2 separate regions of the Homo sapiens genome follow, and region 1 is linked to region 2. A link is an interaction called in ENCODE POLR2A ChIA-PET data of the cell type or tissue named here. Cell type or tissue: B cell. All regions are shown on one strand. Links, peaks and the distances in the headings refer to the core of each region. The heading gives the core; the rest is flanking DNA.

What was found. Peaks named below come from ENCODE experiments on the same cell type or tissue, not always from the same donor. Only the 100,000 strongest peaks of a DNase experiment are listed, where the experiment ranks them.
Region 1: POLR2A ChIA-PET joins it to region 2 with 10 read pairs; 4 of 35 experiments call an interaction of 5 or more read pairs at or near these places.

What each region holds. Positions count from the first base shown.
Region 1 is chr17:47,944,976-47,952,986 of GRCh38, reverse strand. It overlaps PNPO (pyridoxamine 5'-phosphate oxidase), which reads right to left. Exons shown (of 7, transcript NM_018129.4): 4 at 7,375-7,428; 5 at 6,998-7,126; 6 at 6,594-6,664; 7 at 3,679-6,373. The coding sequence ends at 6,205. It overlaps PRR15L (proline rich 15 like), which reads left to right. Exons shown (of 2, transcript NM_024320.4): 2 at 1-1,020. The coding sequence ends at 64. Among named protein-coding and RNA genes, the nearest start is that of PNPO, 7.4 kb to the right of the region's middle. RefSeq lists an enhancer at 2,709-2,938. In B cell, for the core only: CTCF peaks have their summits at 3,361, 3,563 (motif pointing left), 5,734 and 5,935 (motif pointing right); DNase peaks (open chromatin) are centred at 2,916, 3,536 and 5,906; H3K4me3 peaks cover 750 bases; H3K27ac peaks cover 913 bases.
Region 2 is chr17:47,744,862-47,754,948 of GRCh38, reverse strand. TBX21 (T-box transcription factor 21) reads right to left here. Exons shown (of 6, transcript NM_013351.2): 6 at 8,827-10,087. The coding sequence ends at 9,583. Among named protein-coding and RNA genes, the nearest start is that of TBX21, 17 kb to the right of the region's middle. In B cell, for the core only: no CTCF peak of the experiment used is centred there; no DNase peak of the experiment used is centred there.

The DNA of each region.
Region 1 (8,011 bases), core at 12-8,011, 200 kb before region 2:
AGCCACGCTGGCAGAGAACCCTAACCTCTTTGATGATCACGAGGAAGGACGGTCATCAAAGTGAAGGGCTGAGGAGGGTGCTAGCACCTCTTGGCTCCCTGCCATCAGCCAGATCTGAGACAGGACCTTGCCACGCTGGCCTCTTTGGCCATAGCTGAAGCTGTGGGGCCAGTTGATACCTGCTGGCAGGAAATGGCTGTTTTTTAGGTTTGTATTTATGTGCCGCCACTTTTGTAAGGCCTGGGAGATCCCAGGGTCCTCCACCCTCCCCCTGACCACATACAAAGGCACTCTAGTTCAAGAGTGAAAAGTCTCACCCAGGAGGAACAGCCCTCCTTGAAGCAATGGCAGGGCCAGCAGGGAGGTGGGCATGGCAGGGAATGGAGAGAGTGAGCCAGACAGACTTCACCTCCTTACTGGACACAGGGTCAAGGGCGAGTTTCAATTGCTGCTCCCTTTACTTTCTCTACCTGTGACTACTCCCTGGACCAATCCTGAGGAGGGCACATTTTCCAGAAGCCACGTGATAGGGGCTGGTTTCTGTGGAGCCAGAGGCAGAGACACTGAACTTGAGCTCACCTCCTAACACCGGCAGTAAACTTCCTGGAACTTTGCCCTCAGGTGCGGAGGGGACAGAGGACCCTGGCACTCTGTTAGGGTGCTGTAGAAGACTAGATTGATGGTAGTTTGGCCTGTTAGTTCCTGTTTTGGCCATGACTTTTGCAGATGGCAAGTCACACACCCTCAAAGGGAAGCTACACGGGCCAAATCGGGGGAGTGGGTGGGGAATTTTCTCCTCTCCCTTTCCTACTATAATAGTATTTAAGACATATCAGCTCCAGAGATGAGTCCTGGAGCCTTGAATTTTGTTTAACAAAATAATTGTAGGTTTCTCTCTGTAATAACAACGCTGGAAAGGCAGAGAACCTCTTTTATGCTCATGTCTTGCATTTATTGAGATGACTGTTTCTCATGCCTTTATGTTCCTTCATGTAAGTAAAGTGGACCTTTGTGCTCAAACTGTTCCTTTCAAGCTTCAGGAAGGGTTCCCAGGTGTGACAATGTAGGAACTGGGTCACTAATTTTTACCATCAAACTAGCCTTAGTATGGGGATGGGGCAGCAGAAGGAGCTAGTTACACCTCAGTGGTCAGTTCTCTCCAGTCAACAGAGAGCCCGTCAGGTGCTCTAAGAGAGTAGGGCAGACCTTTGGTGATTGACCCCAAAGTTTCAGTGGTTTGGTTTGGGATTAAGATTCAAACTCGGGCTCTACCCCTTAGTAGCTGGGTGACCTTGGGAACATTTGCTTGTACTCTGAGCCTCAGTTTCCTCTTCTGTAAAAGGGGGCTGAAATAATACCTATCTCATAGGGAGTGGTCAGTATTAAGTGGCCTATGAGAGGTCCCATAGTAAGTGCTCAGTTTAATACTGGTTTCCTTCCCCCTTCCTTTATAAGGAACTCCACCATACCCCACAGCTTTGGTTTAAGAAAAAGGAGAAGGTGGGTATAGTGGCTCAGGCCTGTAATCCTAGCACTTTGGGGGCTGAGGTGGGAGGACTGCTTGAGCCCAGGAGTTTGAGACCAGCCTAGGCAACATAGAGAGACCCCATGTCTAAAAAAAAACCAACCAACAAACAAAAAGTAGCTGACTGTGGTGGCACATGCCTGTAGTCCTATCTACTTGGGAGGCTGAGGTGGGAGGGTTGCTTGAGTCCAGGAGTTCAAGACGACAGTGAGCCATGATTGTGGCACTGCACTACCACCTGGGTGACAGAACTAGGTCTTATCTCTAGGGGAAAAAAAAAATTAATAAATAAGAGATGCTTGGCACGGTGGCTCATGCCTGTAATCCCAGCACTTTGGGAGGCTGAGGCAGGCAGATCACCTGAGGTTGGGAGTTCAAGACCAGCCTGGCCAACATGGAGAAACCCCGTCTCTACTAAAAATACAAAATTAGCCAAGTGTGGTGGCACATACCTGTAATCCCAGCTACTTGGAAGGCTGAGGCAGGAGAATTGCTTGAACCCAGGAGGCCGAGGTTGCGGTGAGCCGAGATAGCTCTATTGCACTCCAGCCTGGGCAACAAGAGCAAAACTCCGTCTCAAAAATAAATAAATAAATAAATAAGAAAGAGGAGAGAAAGCTGTCACTTTATGAGGTTAGGTCCAGCTCTTTCTCAAGCCATAAGAGCTGGGAACTAAAAAAATGTTGGCCAAATCTCTGGAGCTCGTGGTAGAAATACAGGGAGAGACCAAGGTGGCCACTAAACAATGTGGTCCTGCGGCTTCCAGGTCAGCTCCTGGCAGGCTGCTGGGCCACCCCACCCCAGGAGCTGTTGCTCAGGGAATTTATTAGTGAAACAAACAGACCTATACAAGGGAGGCTTTGTTAGGTGCCTCGTCCCAGCCAGGGGGACCTCAAATGATGAGTAAGGGAGACCAGGAGCTGGAGGGATGGAAGTCAGGCTCAGGGGTGCTGCCTTACCCAAAGCCTCTTTCCCCTACCCCGTCCCACTACACAGAACTTTCTAGGGTCTCACCAATTACTCAATCCATGAGGCCTCCACAGAGGATCTCAGACTTTCCCTACACCGCAGCCCTGCCCAGTGTTAATAGCTAACATTTATAGGGTGCTTAAGGCAGGCAGCCCCTAGAACAAGTCCTCCCTAAGGTTGTTCATTTAATCCTATCATCACCTGAGACAGGTGCTGTCATTATCCCCATTTTTCAGACAAGTTGGCTGAGGCTTAGAGGTTAAATCACTCACCCTGGGGGCCAGGCGCTGGCATTGGTACAGCTGGGACTGAAGCCAGAGCCAGCTTGTACATGTGACCACTGTCCCACACAGCCACCTTCCACTCTTGATTCTCATCTGCTACAGGGACAGGAAACTGAAGCTCAGAACAAAGAAAAGCACAGACACCTTCTGCAGAAGGGGAAGTTGGGAGGGGAGGGAGCAACGTCTGGGTCTTAGGATCCTGGGAGGTGAGCATCACTCGAGGGGGCTGGACAAACTCTGGAAGCAGATGGATAAAGCCAACCAGCTTTGAAGCTGAGTGTCCCCTAAGACCCTAGACTACAGGTATCTCCCACATCCGCCCATTCTCGGTTTCCCTGAGGTGGGGGATAAGGATGGCCCCTGGGCCACCAACCTAAGGTTCTAGATAATACTGGCACTGTACTGCCAACTCCTCCAGTATCACCATTACCCCTCTGGGTGAGAGTATCCACAGCCCCTCTGCCCCTTGCATACTGACCCCGGCTCCATCTTCTAGGTAAAGTCCACATATGTTTCTAAGCTGGGTGGCCAGATGGATGTGGGGTAGGTACTAGAAGCCAAAGGGAGATCTGGATGCCCAGGGAAGCAGAGCGAGGCAGCTGCAAGTTTTCATGAGAACAGGGGAAGAGGAGGAACCGAGAGCGCAAATATGTGCGGCAACCGGGAGAGGCTACGGGTTATCGACCACAGTTTCACTGGGACGCGGCCCAAGCCGATGAAGGGGGAGGCCGGCTAGAAGTTGCTTTCACTGCCCGGAAGGGGCCGACCTTGGGCGGCGGGCTCCCCCTACTGGACGTACTGCCTACAAGGTGCAGAGAAGTGAGGGGACAGGAAAGTTGCTTAAATTCCCCAAGTCCCCTCCTTGGGGGTTGAGGGAGACCAGGCCGGGTTGAACATCAATAAAGTGCACGGCTGATAGGCTTTTATTACAGACTGGGGGCGGTAACGGCTGGACAGAGAACGGAAAAGGAACATCTGAGACCAGGCTCAAAGCTAGGGGGTTACACAACCTCCAATAACACAAGGTGAGTGCAGCACTTCTAGACACACACACAGACACACATCACTTACTCATAAACGGCACAGCCTACGGTACAAGAAAAAGGGCAAGGTAGGTAAGGGCACCCAACACCCTCCTGCCTGCAGGGGGCCACAGGGTTAATGTGCCTTCCTGCACGCAGGCTTAAGAGGGATAAACAAGGAGAGGGCTGCCCTTGGAGAAGGCCTGCGGATAATAGTGACTGAGGCACAGGTCCATGCAGGGGAAGGAAGCACAGTTCACAGAGTGGCAAGCTCAGTGCCAGCCAGTGCAAGCAACAGGCAGTTCTTTGATCCTGGCTTAGTCACAGCAAACATTTACCCAGCCTGGCTCTTCTCCATAGCCAGCAGGTTGCTTGCTCATCCAGTCTGTCCCTGGTTAGCGGGCATGTGCTCAAGGAGAACAAACACAGTTCAGCACAGGACTCAGCTGAGGGTCACTAAAGGATCATAGACTGTGAGGGTGGGAGGTCTTGGTTTAGAGGTTGAGTCTAGTGCAGCTGATCACCTGGGGTCTAGTGAAAATGCAGGGTCAGATTCAGTGGGTCTGGGGTCTGAATCTCTAAGGCGCTGCCAAGTGATGCTGATGCTCCTGGCTTGTGGACCACCCTGTGTATAGCAAAGCTCTAGACTAGGAGGTCTCAACCTTGGCTGCACAGAATTATCTGGGGAGTTTTTAAATTTCCCAGTGCCCAGGCTGCATTCATATCATAGTAGAGACAGGGTTTTGCCATGCTGGCCAGGCTGGTTCAATCATCTCTGAGGGTGGGACCCAGGCATCAGGGTTTTTTAAGCTCCCCAGGTAATTCCAGTGTGGGGGAAAAACCAATGAACTAGGAATTATCAGCAGAGGTGGGGAGTAAGAAAAGCAGATACGTGAGTAGTCTGAAAAACATAATCTCTATAATCATTTAATTTTTCTTTTTGGAAAATGTATGTATACATACACACAGTTTCCATAAAAAAACATAGATAGTAAAGCTGATTAAAATCTTCCTGTCCTATTGGTACCAGCACATGAAGCCCTTCTACAAAATTCCTGACGGACTGGGAATAAAAATTCCTAGTGACAGCCCACTCCTTCTCAGGCAGGTGTGATTGTTTGAAATCTCTCCCAATATTGAGATGAAACCTGCTTCCCTGTAACTTCCCTGTAATTCTGTGGGTCCCTTGTAGCCACAGAGAAGGCAGCAATCAGTAGGGGAAGTGCTATAAAAATATACTATCCCGGCCAAGCGTGGTGGCTCATGTCTGTAATCCCAGCACTTTGGGAGGCCAAGGCGGGCAGATCACTTTAGGTCAGGAGTTGGAGACCAGCCTGGCCAACATAATGAAACCCCGTCTCGCTGGGTGTGGTGGCTCATGCCTGTAATCCCAGCACTTTGGGAGGCTGAGGTGGGTGGATCACAAGGTCAAGAGATGGAGACAATCCTGGCCAACATGGTGAAACCCCATCTCTACTAAAAATACAAAAATTAGTTGGGTGTGGTGGCGTGTGCCTGTAGTCCCAGCTACTTGGGAGGCTGAGGCAGGAGAATTGCTTGAACCTGGGAGGCAGAGGTTGCAGTGAGCCAAGATCACACCACTGCACTCCAGCCTGGGTGACAGAGTGAGACTCCATCTCAAAAAAAAAAAAGAAAAGAAAAAAGAAAAAAAGAAAAAAAAAAGTCCTATCCGTAAATGAGTTAGTTAAGTTGTAATCAACAGAAATAGATTCTAGCTAGATTAAGTAAAAAAAAAAAAAAGAGAGAGAGAGACTTTACAGAGATAGTGGGGTGTTTTAAGGCAGGGGGAGGAACTGCACAGCCCAGACCTGGGAGGGAGGGATCCAGGGAAGGAGAGATCCTGGGAATTGCAATAGCAGCAGGCAGAGGCTTTTGGTTCCTATTGTTTCCTGGCTGCTATGAATGACTTGGCTTTAATGACTCCCAAGGTTCTGGATCTCTCCAGTTCAAATTTCAAATTATTGACAAAACAATCTGATTGGCCAGGTTGGCTCAGGTGCATATGCTAGGACTAAGCTTTGGCCAGTATGACTCACATGGTAACAGACAGGGCTGCTGGGGCCCTGTCTGTCACCAGAAAGGGAGTCACACCGGCTGCTACCCCTAGAGGGAGCTATCCTAATCAATCATAGGCAAGGTCAAAAAAATAATTATGGAATTATTTTCCATTTGTGATTCTCTACGCCACCATTACACTCCACTTGACCAGCTAACTGAGAACCAACTGAGTACAGAGAACTTAGAGGATTAGCTCTGAAGAGTCCTGAAGATAAGGGGTAGGGAGGGAAATGGGTTGAGTTTAGAAAGAAGGGCCTGGGTCCCAATCCCACACCCTCTCTTGACACCTAGCCCTAGCTCCACTCTGGGCCAGCAGGTCCCAGAGTTAAGGTGCAAGTCTCTCATAGAGCCAGTCTTCCTCCCCGCGGTGGGTCATGGGCCCCAAAGGGGAATCTCCTGTGGGTAGGCCCCGCCGAAAGACTATCCGGTCATGCAGGCGGTTGGTTTGACCTTGCCAGAACTCCATCACCTGAGGGTACAGGACATAGCCACCCCTATAAGGAGAAGCAGAGGTTTCAGTGCTCTGTGGAGTTTTCTAGCCAGGTCACTCTCCCACCCTCACCCCTCATCCCAGGGCCTCTTGAAGGAAGTTGCTGGGATGCATCTGACAAGGGTGGCCAGGGAGGAGGAGATCTGTGATTCCCCAGGCAGGTGGCTTCAAGTAAACACAGGGGCCTGGTGTCCCTTTCTAGAGGACTACCAGATGTCACTCACCAGGATTTTGGCTTGGGCACCTCTTGATCCTGGTAGAGCTGTTCCAGTTCCTCATTTTTCTTTCTCAGATACTGTCCAGGGGGAAGAGTTAGAAGAAGGGCCAGGCCCAGTCAATGATTCATTAACAAGGACTTCCTGGGGATATGTGCTGGGGACATGGGTGAGCAGAGCAGACTGGCCTCTGTCCTCCAGGAGCAGTCAACAGGATGGCCAGATGGACAGAGGAGGCCTATTTCCCCTCTCCCTACCCCCACTTTCCCTTCTCACTGTCCTTTTCACTGTTTTCACTGGGCTGGAGAGAGAGGACATCTCCTGGGGACATCTCCTGGCATCTCCTGGGGACAGCTTCTGGGGATAAGCCAAAGCCTCCACCACCTGGAGGACTACAGCGGAGCTCCACTCACCTCCCGATCAGGGATCACAGAACTCTGGTGGCTGACCACAGCCCCAATCTGGCTGCTCTTGGGGCGGGAGTGGAAGTAGCACTCAGCCTCCTCCTCAGGCAGTTTCTTCACAGGGCCTTCCACACGCACCTGCTCAGGGATGGCTCTGGGTGAATGGCATTAAATGCCACCTGCCCTCCCTACCAGCACAGGCCCCGTTCCTCTCTGTTCGATCGGCTGCCCCACCACTCTTGGCTCCAACTAACTGAGGGCTATTTTAGAGGCAGAGTGCCCAGCTGGGATGTTTGCCCAGTCTGGGGACCTTCGCTAGACGTAGCCATAAACTCAGGCCCTGCCAACCCAGCCCATCCCAGGCTGTCCTGGGAAAATTCACTCACCTGACGGTTAAGTGGCTCCCAGTAGAAGACAAGGGAAGCAAAGGGATTAGAGTCCTAGAAGTAAAAGAGAATCCACAGCCAGCCATCAGGACAGGGAGAGGAGGCCTCCGGCATGCAGGGAAAAGGCAGGAGAGCTGTAGTGCGCAGGCCCACAGCAGATGCACCCACCGTAAGAGCTCATTTAAACCCTCAAAAGTAGGCCTATTGTCACAGACACAGAGACAGGCTAAGTCACGTGCCCAAGTTCCTGCAGGAAGTGGTGGAGCTAAGTTTAAGCCAGTCGGACTCCAAAGTGAGACTGGGTGATTTCTCTCACCCACAGATTTGTGAGTCTTGAGAAATGCATGCTTGGCTGGCATGGACTCAGGGAGGTTTACTCATTTTGGATTCATTCATTGAATGCACGCGAAGTGCCCACTCTGGGTCTGACAACAGGAGACGTGCGGGGGATACAGCAGAGATAAAACAGAGCAGCCTCCACTCCTACAGAGCTTACTGTTGAGCAGAGGAGACAAATATCAGTTACATAATCACCCAAACAAATGCTCAGTTACAAACTGAAGAAGAAGACAAAAAAGAAAGTTGCAAGTTATAATGGCAGCAAACAGCATGAGGGGCTGAGTCTGAGTGAGAGTCA
Region 2 (10,087 bases), core at 1,493-9,492:
AGATGACAAGGTCAGGAGTTCGAGACCAGCCTGACCAACATGGTGAAACCCCGTCTCAGCTAAAACTACAAAAATTAGCCGGGCATGGTGGTGCGCACCTGTAATCCCAACTACTCAGGAGGCTGAGGCAGGAGAATCGCTTGAATTCAGGAGGCAGAGGCTGCAGTGAGCCGAGATTGCACCACTGCACTCTAGTCTGGGCGACAGAGCGAGACTCTGTCTCAAAAAAAAAAAATTGTGTATTGGTTACTAAAATGATAATATAGGAATTTTTCAAATGTATGAAACCACAGGAACAAAGAGAACAGCAGAGGAAAAGGAACCAGACAATACATTTCAACAAGTTTTTGGAAACTAGAAAGCAGACGGAGGAGTAGTGCATGATTAAGCAACATGGAGCTATAGCCCACAGTGTCTACAAACAGGATTAACAATGAGTGAACTGATTTAGCCCGAAAGAATGCTTAAGAGGCTCAGAACTTGGCACAGTGGAAGCTGGGATTGAGGCATGGTACTGACAATTGGTGGATTGGCTAAAAGTCTGAAATCAGATGTATCAAGATGCCCATGACTGCTTCCCGCCCTGAGCAACAAAATAACTATTTCACTACCACTACCACCTAGAAGTATAGAGTGTCATTCTAAAGAAAATGAAAGAAAAAGACATGGGACTTGGGGATACCAAAGACAGTGTCTAGGAAGGGTGAGGCAAAGCTGGAAGAAGAAAATGTAAGTGAAAGCTTGCAAAAGAAAAAAATTAGCCCCTCGGTTTCTCTTCTCATATTTCACTCCTACAATATTCTCCAGTCAGCTGGTAAGAAATTTGGAAAAGTCTCTTTAGGAGAACTCATATCTCTACACACTAACATTGTGGGGGCCCCAGCCTAATAAATCAGCTCCCAGTGGTGTGGTAGTAAACCAGCTCTCTGGGAGGAAGTATGCTCTTGCTTGAAGAATTTTTTGGCCAGGAGTTCAAGACCAACCTGACCAACATAGTGAGACTTCATCTCTAAAAAAAAAAAAAAAAAAAAAAAAAATTAAAAATATGAAAAATGTTTTTTAAAAAGGAAGAGAAACTTTCTTTCTTTTTGAGACAGTGTCTCACTCATTCGCCCAGGCTGGAGTGCAATGGTGCAATCTTGGCTCACTGGAACTTCCGCCTCCTGGGTTCAAGCGATTCTCCTGCCTCAGCCTCCTGAGTGACTGGGATTACAGGCATGCATCACCACGCCCGGCTAATTTTTGTACTTTTGTAGAGACAGAGTTTTGCCACGTTGGCCAGGCTGGTCTTGAACTCCTGACCTCAAGTGATCTGCTCGCCTCAGCCTCCCAAAGTGCTGGGATTACAGGCATGAGCCACTGAACCAGCAAGGAAGAGACACTTTCTAAGAATGAAGAACAGCGTTTCTGGGTTGATAGTTCTCATTGGGTGTGCCAGAATAGCAAATGAAAAAGGGCTTCAGACCAAGGTATATAATACAGAATGTTTAAAACACTGGGAAGCAAGAGAGGATCTAAAAACCTACCAAAAAGGATCATGAATCAAAATGGCATCAGACTTCTTAAGAGCAATACTAAAAACTAAGTGACAATGAAAAAAATGCTTTAAAAATTCTGTAAGTAGGGCAGGTGCGATGGTTCATGCCTGTAATCCCAGCACTCTGGGAGGCCAAGGCAGGTGGGTCACTTGAAGCCAGGAGTTCGAGACCAGCCTGGCCAGCATGGTGAAACCGCATCTCTACTAAAAATATAAAAATTAGCCAGGCGTGGTGGCGTACACCTCTAATCCCAGCTACTCCAGTGGCTGAGGCAGGAGAATCACTTGAACCCAGGAGGCAGTGGTTGCAGTGAGCCGAGAGGGCACCATTGCACTCTTGCCTGGGCAACAGAGCGACTGAGACTCCATCTCAGGAAAAAAAAAAATCTGAGAGTACTATCATACTGGTCTTTAAGAAAAAAAATTCTGAGAGAAAGTGATTTCAACCTAGACTTTTATACTGGGTCAAGCTATCACTCACATGTGTAAGTAAAATAAAGACATGTTAAATACTCAGAAGTGTTATTGCCTAAAGACTCCTTGAAGATTTTCTTTAGCAAAATTTAATAAACAAAGAAAGAAGACCACCAAGCAAGGAAGAAGGCAAACCCACTATCATTGAGAATCAGAAGAAACAACAGATTTAGACAACAACCCTATCATCACCCCCTACAAGGACAGCAGATGTTGAAAATACAGAATAGCTAGGTATAGAATGTTTACAAAAACAAATAATGCAATTATAAGGATAAACATGGTTCACACCTGTAATCCCAGCACTTTGGGAAACCAAAGTGGGAAGATCGCTTGAGCCCAGAGTTTAAGACCAACCTAGGCAACATAGCGAGACCCTGTCTCCACACACACACAAAAAATTTCTTTTAATTAGCTAGGTATGGTCGTGCATGCCTGTAGTCCCAGCTACTCAGGAGGTTGAGGTGGGAGGATGGCTTAAGCCCAGGAGGTGGAGGTTGCAGTGAGCCAAGAAAGTGCCACCGCACTCCAGCCTGGGCAACAGAGCCAGACCCTGTCAAAAAAAAAAAAAAAAAAGACACCCATCTGATTGGAGTCCTAAAGGATGAAATTGGAGAGAATAGAAAGAAGCAATATTTAAAGAGATGATGACTGAGAATTTTCAGAGCTCATGAAAATGATGAATGCAAAGATCCATGAAACACAATGTATCCCAAATAGGATAAGGAAAAATAAAATCATGCCTTCTCACATCGTAGTGAATCTTTAGGGCATGAATATAAATAGAAGATCTGGAAAGCAGAGAAAAAACACAGAAGACCTAACAAAGAATGATAATTAGAATAGCAGCAGATCTCACAACAATGAAGCCAGAAGACAGTGGAATTACTCATATAAAATGATAAGAAAAGGCTGGGTGCAGTGGCTCATGCCTGTAATCCCAGCACTTCAGGAGGCCAAGGCGAGCAGATCACTTGAGGTCGGGAGTTCAAGACCAGCCTGGCCAACATGGTGAAACCCCATCTCTACTAAAAATAAAAAAAAAAATAAAAAAAATTAGCCAGACATGGTGGTGGATGCCTGTAATCCCAGCTACTCAGGAGGCTGAGTCAGGAGAATCACTTGAACCTGGGAGGCAGAGGTTGCAGTGAGCCGAGATCGTGCCACTGCACTTCAACCTGGGTGACACAATGAGTACGACTTCACCTCAAAAAAAAAAATAAATAAATAAATAAAATACTATTCACCCAAAATTGTGTATTCAGCAAAACAATCACTCAATACCAATAGGGAAAATGATAACATTTATAAGAAACAAGCCCAGGGGAAGTTTACAAAGAGAACTTCTCTAAAAGAACTTATAAAGGATTTAAAGATATAGGTAAATGATCCCCCAAAAAAGAGAAATGCAAAAAAGGGAAAATGAACAAAAAGAATGGTAACATAAAGGTAAGTCCAGACAAAGCATAGTCTCAATAAAATAATAAAGGAGTCTAATTTTTAGGGGTTAAAAAAAGAAAGAACTGAAATGAGTAAGTTGAGAGGAGAAAAACATGAATGAAAAAAGGTTATTAGAATGGCTACTAAAATGATAATATAAGAGTTATCAATAAGTCAGAAGAAGGAAGTAAGTTTTTATTAGTAAGTCAGAAGGAGGAACAGTAAGTCAGAAGGAGGAAGATCAGAATTAAAGTGATCTAAAATTATCTTACTGACGAGAAGGGAGGATAAAACATCATTCATTATTAAATATACTTATTAAAATGTATAGATAAGCCACTAAAATAAATAAATTATAGAAATGCAAACAAGTAAAAGGAAAAAAAAGTGTAATAAATAGGGGAAAACTGAGCTGAGCATGGCAGCTCACTCTTCTAATCCCAGTGCTTTGGGAGGCCAATGCAGGAGGATCACTTGAAGCCAAGAGTTCAAGAGCAGCCTGGACAATATAACTAGGCCCTGTTTCTACAAAAAAAAAAAAAAAAAAAAAAATTTTAATTAGCTAGGCTTCATAATGTGCACATCTGTAGTCCTAGCTATTTGGGAGGCTGAGGCAGAAGCATCACTTGAACCCAGAAGTTCAATGCTGCAGTGAGCTATGATCACACCATTGTACTCCAACCTGAGTGACGGAGTGAGACCCCATCAGAGGTGGGGTCAAAAAATAGTGAAAGAAACCATCCCCCAAAAGACAAAAAACCAGCACTTGAGGTTATGACCAGTCGAATAAGATAAGGAAAATAAATTAGAAGCATAATGATTAGAAACAAGGAAATAAAACTCTCATTTTTTTTACTCTCTTTTTTTTTTTTTTTGAGACAGAGTCTCGCTCTGTCACCCAGGCTGTAGTGCAGCGGTGCGATCTTGGCTCACTGCAAGCTCCGCCTCCCGGGTTCATGCCATTCTCCTGCCTCAGCCTCCTGAGTAGCTGGGACTACAGGCGCCCGCCGTCATGCCCGGCTAAAACTCTCATTTTTTCAAATAATATGATTGGCCACAGAGATAGCTCTAAAGAAGTTATAGGAAATTCCCCCAAAATAATAAAAGACTTTAGCAACATGGCTGGATCTCATGATCAATATACAAAAATCAATTGTAATTCTGCAAACTAGTAACAAACAGCTAGGAAACATATATTTTAAAATATGCCTTTTACAGAGAAAAAAAGAAATACCCAAGAATAAATTTAACAAAAGATATAAAAGTCCTACACCTACAAATTGGAAAACTTTGCTAAAGAACCTTAAAGATGACCTAAATAAATGAAGAAATATCCCATGTTCATGCATAGAAAGACAATATCACAAAGTTATCTCTTCTCTCAAATCGAACAATAGATTTAGTCCAACCTCAATAAAAATCTCAGTCTGGTTGTTATGAAAATTTCCAAGTTATTATATATATCATATAGAAGGGCAAAGAGCTAGGCATAGTCAAAGCACTTCAGAAGAAGAAACTTTAAAAAGAGGACGTTGCTCTACCAGAAGTAGTATGTGAGACTACTACCATGGGCAAAAGAAAGACTATTCAACAAAAACAAACAGGAAAAATTGGAAAACGAAAACAAAAATGAATCCTTCACACCAAACACTAAAAGGAATTAAATGTCAAATGCAAAACTTCAAATCCTATGGAAAAAAAAATACAGATGAATATCTTTCTAACCCTCAAGCAGAAAAAGTTTTCTTAAATGAGACAAGGAAAAGTACTAACTATAAAATGTTGGCCAGGTGTGGTGGCTCATGCCACCCCAACACTTTGGGAGGTCAAGGCGAGAGGGTCACTTGAGGTCAGGAGTTCAAGATGAGCTTGGGTGACATAGCGAGACCTCATCGCTACAGAAAAAATTTAAATTAGCCATGCATGGTGGCATATGCCTGTAGTCCTAACTACTGGGGAGGCTGAGTGGAAGGATCACTTGAGGCCAGGAGTTTGCAGCTGCAGTGAGCTATAATGACACCACTGCATTCTAGCCTGGGTGACAGAACAAGACCCTGTCTCTTAAAAAAAAAAAAAAAAAGTAAAATTGTTAAATTTAGCTACATTAAAACTACAAATTTTTGTTCATCAGAAAACCACTTTAAAGAAAATGAAAAGAGGAACAATAATCTAGAGGAAGATAATTGCAATATAAATAACCAAATAATGGTTGATATCAAGTCAAGAATATATAAAGAACCAGAACCAATGAGAAAAAGACAAATACTCTAATAGCAATATGAGCGAAAGATATGAACAAATCATTTTACAAACCTATGATTAGAAAACATATGAAGAAAGGCTCAACCTTACTACTGCTGAAAGAAAGAAAGAAACTCAACATGTTCTCTTGTACATTACTGGTGAGAGTGTAAATTGGTAAAGTAATTTGGCATTCTCTTGTTAAATTGTACATTCACATACCCTACCCATTTCTAGATACAGACTTGACTTGAGAAATTTTAGCACTTGTGTGCCTGAAGACACATTAAAAATATTTTAAAAACTGTTCATAATAACAAAAATGTGTAAATTGTCAACAGGAAAATAGATAAGTAAATTATAGCAAACATACACATAGTGGAATATCATAAAATAGTGAAAAATGAATGAAATACATAGCTACCTGCCACAAATGGATGAATCTTAAAAACAGTGTTGAGTCAAAAATCAAAACATATATGTGTGTATGTATACATACACACACACACATATATATTATTTTATAAAGTTAAAAACAAGTAAAACTACATAGCATAGTAGTTAGACTTACATAAAGTGTTAACACTTAATTTTAAGAAGCAAGAAAGGGGCTGGATGCAATGGCTCATGACTGTAATCTCAGCACTTTGGAAGGCCAAGGTGGGAGGATCTCTTGAGCCCAAGAGTTCAAGACCAGCCTGGGCAACATAGCAAGACCCTATCTCTACAAAAATAAAAATAAAAAATATAACAAATAAAAGGCAAGAAAAGCAAAACACAAAATTAAAGATACTGGTTATCTATGAGGGAAAGGCAGGAGATTAGATGGAGGAAATATAGTTGTGATATTATTGGTGTTTAAATCTTGAAGAAATATCTTGAGTTGTGTGGTATTTAGGTTATATATATTATAGATATATGTGGTATGTGTATATATACACAGTATATACAGTAAAAGGTACATCTAATAGTGAAGAAATAATAGTAATGAACCTTTATGAGTCAAATAACACCACATCAAAACATGCAGTCAGACTTCTAGAAAAGATGGTAAAGTATGGCTTGATCACAAGTCACTTAACTTCATATCTAATGAAGGGAGCAAAAATCATTTTTAAATGGTGAGCGAAAAGAGTATTATAATTATCAACCACAGTTCCTCCAAGAAAGGAAATAGACCCAACCCATTAACTTTAGAAAGTGACAGCCACGGGGTAGGAGTAGGGGGACAAATAATCTGAACTCACAGAGCACAATGTGGCAGATCTCCTGTCATTTACAAAATTATGAGATTCCAAATTCAAAGGAAAGGGAGCCAAGTATGCCACCGTATTTTTTCCTTCTAACTAGAAGGTGCCTCTGAGTAGAGAGCAAAAAAGGATGGGATGTGAACTGTGACCAAAAAAAAAAAAAAAAAAAAAACAGGTTTTCCAGACCTTAAACAGAACTGGGAGAACTACCCAAAGCCCATGATGATGTTTCCCCATTAGAATGGGGTGCACCCTGGACTGTGGTGGGGCAACATAGTAACTCTAACTTCTTAATGTTTCCTATAAGCACCTGTCTTAGCCTGAGAGTGTTCTTTTAGAAACTATTTCTTGCCTGGGCACGGTGGCTCACGCCTATAATCCTAGCACTTTGGGAGGCCGAGGCAGACAGATCACGAGGTCAAGAGATCGAGACCATCCTGGCTAATATGGTGAAAACCCCGTCTCTACCAAAAACACAAAAAAAGCCGGGCGTGGTGGCACACGCCTGTAGTCTCAGCTACTCGGGAGGCTGAGGCAGGAGAACTGCTTGAACCCAGGAGGTGGAGGTTGCAGTGAGCTGAGATCGTGCCACTGCACTCCAGCCTGGGCAACAGAGCGAGACTCTGTCTCAAAAAAAAAAAAAACCAAGAAAATATTTCTTGTAGTGAAGAAAAATTTATCTTAAGTTTAGCAACTCCCTTCATTTCACTTGAGAGTTTGAGAGGTTTTGCTTGTCTTGATGTGTGTGTGTGTGTGTGTGTGTGTGTGTGTGACTAAATTCTATAAGCTAAAATTTAACCATTTTCATTAAGAAAAAGCCTTTTCAGTATGGTTCCAATTTATAAAACTATTTCTGTCTAACCCACCTAATGTTAATGATAATTCTTGATGGGTAAGATTTGAGATAATTTATTGTTGTCTTTATACTTTTCTTCCTTGCTTGAATTATTTAAAAGAAGCATGTATAGGCTGAGTGTGGTGACGCACGCCTGTAATCCCAGCACTTTGGGAAGCCAAGGTGGGTAGATCACCTGACGTCAGGAGTTCGAGACCAGCCTGGCCAATATGGCGAAACACCGTCTCTACTAAAAATACAAAAATTAGCCAGGCATGGTGGTGCACATCTGTAATCCCAGCTACTCAGGAGGGTGAGGCAGGAGAATCACTTGAACCTGGGAGGCGAAGGTTTCAGTGAGCTGAGATCGCACCATTGCATTCCAGCCTGGGCAACAAGAGCAAAACTCTGTCTCAAAAAAAAAAAAAAAAAGTATGTATTATTTTACAAACACAATTCAGTGTGTATAAAAAGACAGACAGAAACAGCTAGAAACTGTTGGTAACAGTAGCTTACACAGTGAGTGCTTACTGTTTGTCAGGCAATGTTCTTAAACCCTTTACATGTATTAGCTTGAGTCACATAAAATTGCTAATATTTGGCTTTTCGACCTACAAAAATGGTAATTTCACATGGCTCATTTTATATTTATTTCTTTAATCCTTGAATAACCCTAGAGATAAAGGTGGAGGGCTGCTAGAAATGCAAAGAAAAATCAAGTGCCACCGCCTCACAGCGCCCTGCACCCCCGCTCCCAGTCCAGCCCTTGGCCTTGCCCTCACACCCCTCCTTTCAATGTCAGGGTGCACACAGGGCAAGGGATTCTTCTCTGTCCGTCCCAAGATGCCTTAAGAGGTAGCATCAACCAACCCCCTGAGTGCTGAAGGTAGGACATGTGGCCTTGCTGTAACTCAGCTGGAGTCATTTCAGGGTCTTAGCAGGTTCCCCATAAATGAAAGCTGACAGAACACCTTGGGTACACCAGCTTGGGTACAACCCCAACTGAGTCCCCATCCATGTCCCCCCATGCTGGCACTGAGGCAGGCACATTCAACAGTTTTATGTTTATTTTCAGAAAGTGATGAAGACAAAAGGAATATATCCAGACACCACTCTCAGTACAATAAATAGCCTCCCCCATTCAAAAAAAATAAAAAGAAAGAAAAAGAAAAAACACACACCCACACACAACCACCACAAACAATATCTTGCTTCTTGAGATGTGGGCCATTCCCCCCTTTCCAGCCCCTTTTCTCTGATCCCCACTGTGTTTGAGCAGGGGGAGCCCAGGCCAGCTGTCCAAAGTCAGGTGAGTCCTTTCCCTGACCCTGGCGGGCTGATGGTTATAACATACGTGTATTTGTTCTTTTTGGATCAGGGATTAACACACATGCCAACGAAAAGGTTGAAAGTTACTGTACAAAGGAAGAAAGTGGAGTCTCCTGCTCCCATGTCCCACACCTGACCCCTCCCACCCACTAGATGCAAAAAGCTCCTTCATGCCCAAGACTTTCTTGTCTTCTTTTCTCCAGCTGGAAACCAAAAGCAAGACGCAGCACCAGGTAAACGACTGTAGTTAGGGCAGAGGATGGGGCAAGGGGACACCCCTCTCAGGTTTCATCGTGGGCCAGGAAGCATCTGGTGAACCCCAAAATCCTTCTTGAGCCCCACTTCCCCAACCAACTACTAAACAGAGAAGGGCCAGAGGGAGCGGGGGCCTTCTCAGTCCTTCATCCGTTTCCCAAATTAGTCGGTGTCCTCCAACCTAATAACACTGTTTCTGTTCCTTTCATCATGTCATCTGCTCAGTTGGGAAAATAGTTATAAAACTGTCCTTCAGCTTCCTTATCAAAAGGAGAAGGGGCCCCAGCAGGGGAGGAGCTGTCACCACTGGAAGGATAGGGGGACACGCGCCTCCTCTTAGAGTCTCCTTCGCCCAGTCCTGAATCACTGGATTCCGGCCGGATGGGGGCAATCTCAGTCCACACCAAGGGGGGACCCTGGTCCTCTGGTCCCCGTCCCTCTGAGCCTCCAGGGCCGGGTTCCATGGGCAGAGTCCGCATAGGGCGGAACCAGCTGGCCGGGCCCATCTTGGGAGGGTACTGGGGTGCCACAGGCCAGCCAGCTCCAGGTGCCAGGACCTCCTGGCCTCGGTAGTAGGACATGGTGGGCCCAGGGGCAGAGGGCAAGAATGCAGGCTTCATGCTGACTGCTCGAAACTCAGCCTCATAGCTGTGGTCCCGGGGGGCCCCCAGCCAGTAAGCCTGGGGAACCACATCCTTCGCCTGGCCAGGAAGGTCGGGGTAGAAG